Linked DNA regions of Homo sapiens: region 1 is linked to region 2. A link is a loop called in an ENCODE intact Hi-C map of the cell type or tissue named here. Cell type or tissue: thyroid gland. All regions are shown on one strand.

The links. A loop is a pair of places that touch in the nucleus more often than their neighbours do. Peaks named below come from ENCODE experiments on the same cell type or tissue, not always from the same donor. Only the 100,000 strongest peaks of a DNase experiment are listed, where the experiment ranks them.
Region 1: it touches region 2 in a loop (6-fold over the local background); 19 of 110 quality-filtered maps call a loop at or near these places.

Annotation. Positions count from the first base shown.
Region 1 is chr2:241,685,846-241,688,345 of GRCh38, forward strand. It overlaps DTYMK (deoxythymidylate kinase), which reads right to left and starts at 970. Exons shown (of 5, transcript NM_012145.4): 1 at 809-970; 2 at 1-32. The coding sequence starts at 938. It also overlaps a transcript of ING5 not described here. RefSeq lists silencers at 560-869, 917-1,179, 930-1,459. In thyroid gland, no CTCF peak of the experiment used is centred here; DNase peaks (open chromatin) are centred at 1,076 and 1,466; H3K4me3 peaks cover 2,235 bases; H3K27ac peaks cover 1,090 bases.
Region 2 is chr2:241,876,652-241,879,151 of GRCh38, forward strand. It overlaps LOC105373978 (a long non-coding RNA gene), which reads right to left. Exons shown (of 3, transcript XR_924077.3): 3 at 2,383-2,500. Among named protein-coding and RNA genes, the nearest start is that of LINC01237, 3.5 kb to the right of the region's middle. In thyroid gland, a CTCF peak has its summit at 1,527 (motif pointing left); a DNase peak (open chromatin) is centred at 1,538.

The DNA.
Region 1 (2,500 bases), 190 kb before region 2:
ACTCAGAAGTTTGCCGATTTCAGTTGATCTTTCTAGAAAAAAAGAGAAACACACAAAATGCAAGTGAGATCAGGCTTTCCCTCTATATTACAATATAGTTTGGACTGAATTTCTCCCGGACTCAAGTCTCACGTTGAATTTTACTTTACTAAATCTCTAGACAGGCTTGGATCTTCTGCGGAAGCCAAAGGAATTTCTCTGAGCAATAACAGCAATCTGCAAACAAGCTGGGATGAAAAATGCTTTAGGAAAAAAGAACTCGGGTAGAAAGTAGAGACTTCAAAGAAAGCATTTATAAAATTTGTGGACTGGGTGGCCAAAGATTAAGGTCAATGCTTCACTTGAAAACTTTTAAATATATGCTATAAAACCCCTGAAAGCGCGAACAGCCATCAAACAAAACACAACACCAGAAAAACCCACAAAAACGAGACATGGATTACAAAAGAGCTGGAGGAGACTTTTGGGGGAGACACCACGGTTTCGCGCGGGTTTACACGTCAGTCATCACCATACCCCGCACTTAAAGACACGCAGCGTGGACCGGGCGCGGTGGCGCGCGCCTATGTTCCCGGCTACCCGGGAGGCTGAGGCGGGAGGATCGCTTGAGCCCGGGAGGTCCAGGCTGCCGTGGGCCGAGATGGCGCCACTGCACTCCAGCCTGGGCGACACAGGGAAAGCCCGTCTTTCAAAATAAAAACCGCACAGTTCACAGCACGCCAGCCGCAGACAACGAAGCGGAGCAAAGAGCCCCTGGGAAGGCAGAGGCACCGAAGGCCGCGGCGCACCCCCCGCCGCGCGCACCCACCCGGGAACCGGAGCAGTTCGGCGCGGTGGCCCGCGGCGCACAGCGCTTCCACCAGCTTGCGGCTCTGCGTGCTCTTCCCGGCGCGGTCCACGCCCTCCAGCACTATGAGAGCCCCGCGCCGGGCCGCCATGACTGTCCACCGCCCGCCGCTGGCGTCTCCACGCAGCCTTCCGGAGCTCCCATTGGCCGGCGTCAACAGCGCGCGCCGTGATTAGCTAGTATTTCCCGGCCTCGGCCAAATTCGAAGGGATTGGCCGGGGCCGGGGCGAGGACGACGCGCGGTGGGACCGACACCCGCGCCTGCGCCCTGGGCCGCGCCGCCACTGGAGCCGTGTCCTGGGCTTCCGGGGCGGAAACTGGGGCCCCGTGTCCCGTGCGGGCCTCCGTCCTCGGGCGAGCAGGGCCCTTCGCTCCGGGAGGGGAGGTGACGCGGCGCGGGCTGGACGGCCGGAGACGCGGGGTCAGGGCGCGGACGAGGGGAGCGCAGGGTCGGAGGGGCTCCCGGACGCTGCCCGCCCAGCGTCGGCTCTCGTTGGCCCCTGGCTGCGCGCAGCGGGCCCGACTCTCAGGGCCCTGCGGTGCCCGCTGCCAGCGTGAGGGCTCCGGTCACGCGGCGCGCGAGACGAACGAGCGAGATGCTTCCCGAAGCGCGGGGCCCAGTGCAGGGGCTCAGCCGGGGCTCCTCCCAAAGCTCACCTGGAGCCCAGCACGACTGCGTTCTGGAAACGCTGTGTTTGACAGCAGGGGCAGGATGGGGGGCTGTGTAGACGCTGGCCACGTGGCAATTGTAGGAGAACCATGGGATCGATAAATGTTCACTGTTGTCCCTGAAGCGCAAAACTGCAGGGCTCTGGAAAGTCCGTGTGTGTGTTTTTGTTGTTTTTGTTTGTTTGAGACAGAGTCTCGCTCTGTCACCCAGGCTGGAGTGCGGTGGCGCGATCTCTGCTCACTGCAACCTCCGCCTCCCGGGTTCAAGCGATTCTCCTGCCTCAGCCTCCCGAGTAGCTGGGACTGCAGGCGGCCGCCACGACGCCCGGCTAATTTTTTGTATTTTTAGTAGAGACGGGGTTTCACCGTGTTAGCCAGGATGGTCTTGATCTGACCTCGTGATCTGCCCGCCTCGGCCTCCCAGAGTGCTGGGATTACAGGCGTGAGCCACCGCGCCTGGCCGAAAAGTCCGTTTTAAAAGATGATGTATACAAATTATAGCACGGAGAGGGAACGGGCAAGTTGTTTCCTCTTTCCATGCCTCCAACTCCTCTGAAATGTGGGTCATGATGATAATAGGAAAAACTGTCTCTGCCATAGAGAGGTGGAAAAAGTCCCGCGAAGTGTCCCCGGTATCTAGAAAGCGCTCAGTAGTGTTTGCTGTTATCTTAGGGATATCAGGCTGCCTGGACATTTCTCAGGTGAGACTTTTTGTTATTTTAGATATCTAAAATACTACTATCTATATGTGCCATATTGTCAGTTGTCAGCTAGACATCACTTTCTCTGCTTAGCAGAAGAAATGGTAGGAACTGCATTTCCCAGAATCATCTGTGTAGCCCTGGATTACAGTCTACCAGACGAGGCACTCTTACCTTTCGAGGCGATTATTCTTGGGAGGCACCCTCAGCCAGAAATATAGATGAAATTCAAAGCTGTTCTGTTTTCAGAACCACCTGCCTCTGATGTAGACCAAGAAATTGC
Region 2 (2,500 bases):
CGGGGGTCCCAGGAGAAACCCCAATCCAGGGCCTCAGGGGCCAACTGCAGGGACGAGGGTCCCAGGAGAAACTGGAGTCCAGGGCCCCGGGGGCGCAACTGCAGGGTGGCAGGAGCCCCACACGCCGACTCAGAGGGCCCAAGCCTGCCTCGTCCTGGGATGGGTTTGGGGAATCTGCTTTCCTCTAGTGGGGCAGGGGCTCTGGGGGCCTCCTGGGTGGGCAGCCTGGCCGCCTCGGGCTGACAGCAGGTGCCCCTCCCCACCCCTTCTGCCCAGCACTATGGGGCGGTGGTCTCAGGCGCTGTGGGTGGGGGAATCACAGGAACACCTGAGGCCCCAGGCAGGGGGCACAAGGCCCTGACCTTGCCCTTCTCCCATCGCCTGCCAGGCCACCTCTGGCTGGGAGCTTGCTGGGGCCCAGAGGGTGGGTGAGTTCTGGGGCCCAGGGCAGGGAGGTCGCAGGGAGGCTCTGTGTTCTGGATCCACGCCCCTGCCCTCAGTGCCACCCACCCCAGGAGCCTGTGCACAGGTGTCCCTATATGAGCACAAGAGGGGCCACCCTGCAGTGACCTCGCTTGGTCGCATGGCTACTAAAATGTGGCCACCGAAGAGGAAGAAGGGAAGGCTGGCACCGTCGCTACAACCCACCCAGCTCAGACTTCAGGATGGCTCCCAGCCCACCCCTGCCATCGGGCAGCTCCCAGCATCTGACCCTGTCAGGACACAGGACACGACTGTCACCTGGGACCCCCTTCCCTGCAGGCCGTGGGGGCAGCCTCAGGAACGGTGGGAGACCCCCACCTCTCCCAAGGGGCTTCCTTTTGTCTGCCTCAGGGCTGCCCAGACACTCCTGCCCTCGGGGTCCTTCCGCACCCTGCCAGGGGGCCCTGAAGTTTGCAGGTTCCCGCCCACCCTGGAAGAACACCCTCAGGGCTTCCAAAGGCACCCGGGATCCCCCAGCTCCCCGGCCACCGCTCAGCTCCCTGGCCACCGCTCAGCTCCCTGGCCTGCTTGACCTCAACTGCCCCCTACCCCCCTCCCCGACCTCCCCAGGGCCCCTACCCCGCCCTTCGCCCCCCACCCCCCATGCTCCTCACTCCCCACCCCCTTCCCACCCCCTTCCTGGTCCTTCTTTCCTACCCCTCCCCCGACCCTCCTTTCTCGGTCCTCCCAGCCCCCTCCCCGTCCCTCTCCCCTCCTCGTGTACCTGTCCAGCGCCCCTCTTTCTCTCTTCCCCTCCCCTCCCCTTCCTCTTTCCCCCTTCCCCCTTCCGGCCCCCCCAACCTGTCCCTCTCTCTGCTCCCCTCCCTCTCCTGGCCGCCCCCCAACCCCATCCCTCTCCTCGCTCCCCTCCCTCTCCCGGCCCCCCCACCCCCATCCCTCTCCTCCCTCCCCTCCCTCTCCTGGCCGCCCCCCCCACCCCTTCCCTCTCTCCTCGCTCCCCTCCCTCTCCCGGCCCCCCCACCCCATCCCTCTCCTCGCTCCCCTCCCTCTCCCGGCCCACTCCGCGCTGTCCTGCGGCGCCCCCGTGTGGCCGCTGTGGGGGAAGAGCAGACCTTGTTGTCGAGGGAGGCCTGGGAGGGCGTGGATCTCTGGGGCCGCTCCCTTGCCCTCATTGCTGTTGAACTGCTTCTCGGCTTAATCAGATGAGTTGTTAAAACTACCCATCATCAGCATTGTTACCATTGGTTTCATTAGTAATTGTATTTATTTAATTAATTGTTACATTCACTAGTAAAAATGGGAGCTAAGGCAATGCGTGCACTCACCGCTGTGAAGGCAAATGCGGTACTGTGAGTGCTGAATGCACCGCCATGGTCGCGGGAAAGCCCAGGCACAGACACTAGCTCAAAAGCCAAGGGTAGGCCTGGGGTTCACATGCCAAGCAGCAAGCTGAACTCTCACCCTGAGCCCACACCTGAGCCCTCATCTGAGGCTGCACCTGAGCCCACACCTGAGCTCTCATCTGAGGCTGCACCTGAGCCCACACCTGAGCCCTCATCTGAGGTTGCACCTGAGCCCTCCCCTGAGCTCTCGTCTGAGGCTGCACCTGAGCCCACACCTGAGCTCTCGTCTGAGGCTGCACCTGATCCCACACCTGAGCTCTCGTCTGAGGCTGCACCTGAGCCCACACCTGAGCTCTCATCTGAGGTTGCACCTGGGCCCACACTGGAACTTTAACCTGAGCTTACACCTGAGGCTGCACCTAAGCCCTCACCCGAGACTACACCTGAGGCTGCACCTGGGCCCACACCTGAATCCACACTGGAACTTTAACCTGAGCCTACATCTGAGCTCTTGCCTGAGTCTCCTATATGGTTGGAGTGGCCAGGTTGGGCCTAATTAAATATGAGGTAGCAGTAACGACTTTAGGCAACTGAGTTATTAGTAGAGATATTTAATATCAAAGTCAAAGAAGATGAAGGGCAGACACATTTTTAATGTAATTGCTATTAGTTCAGCCAAAGTTGAGGGGACTCAAAGTGTGAATACTTTTCTG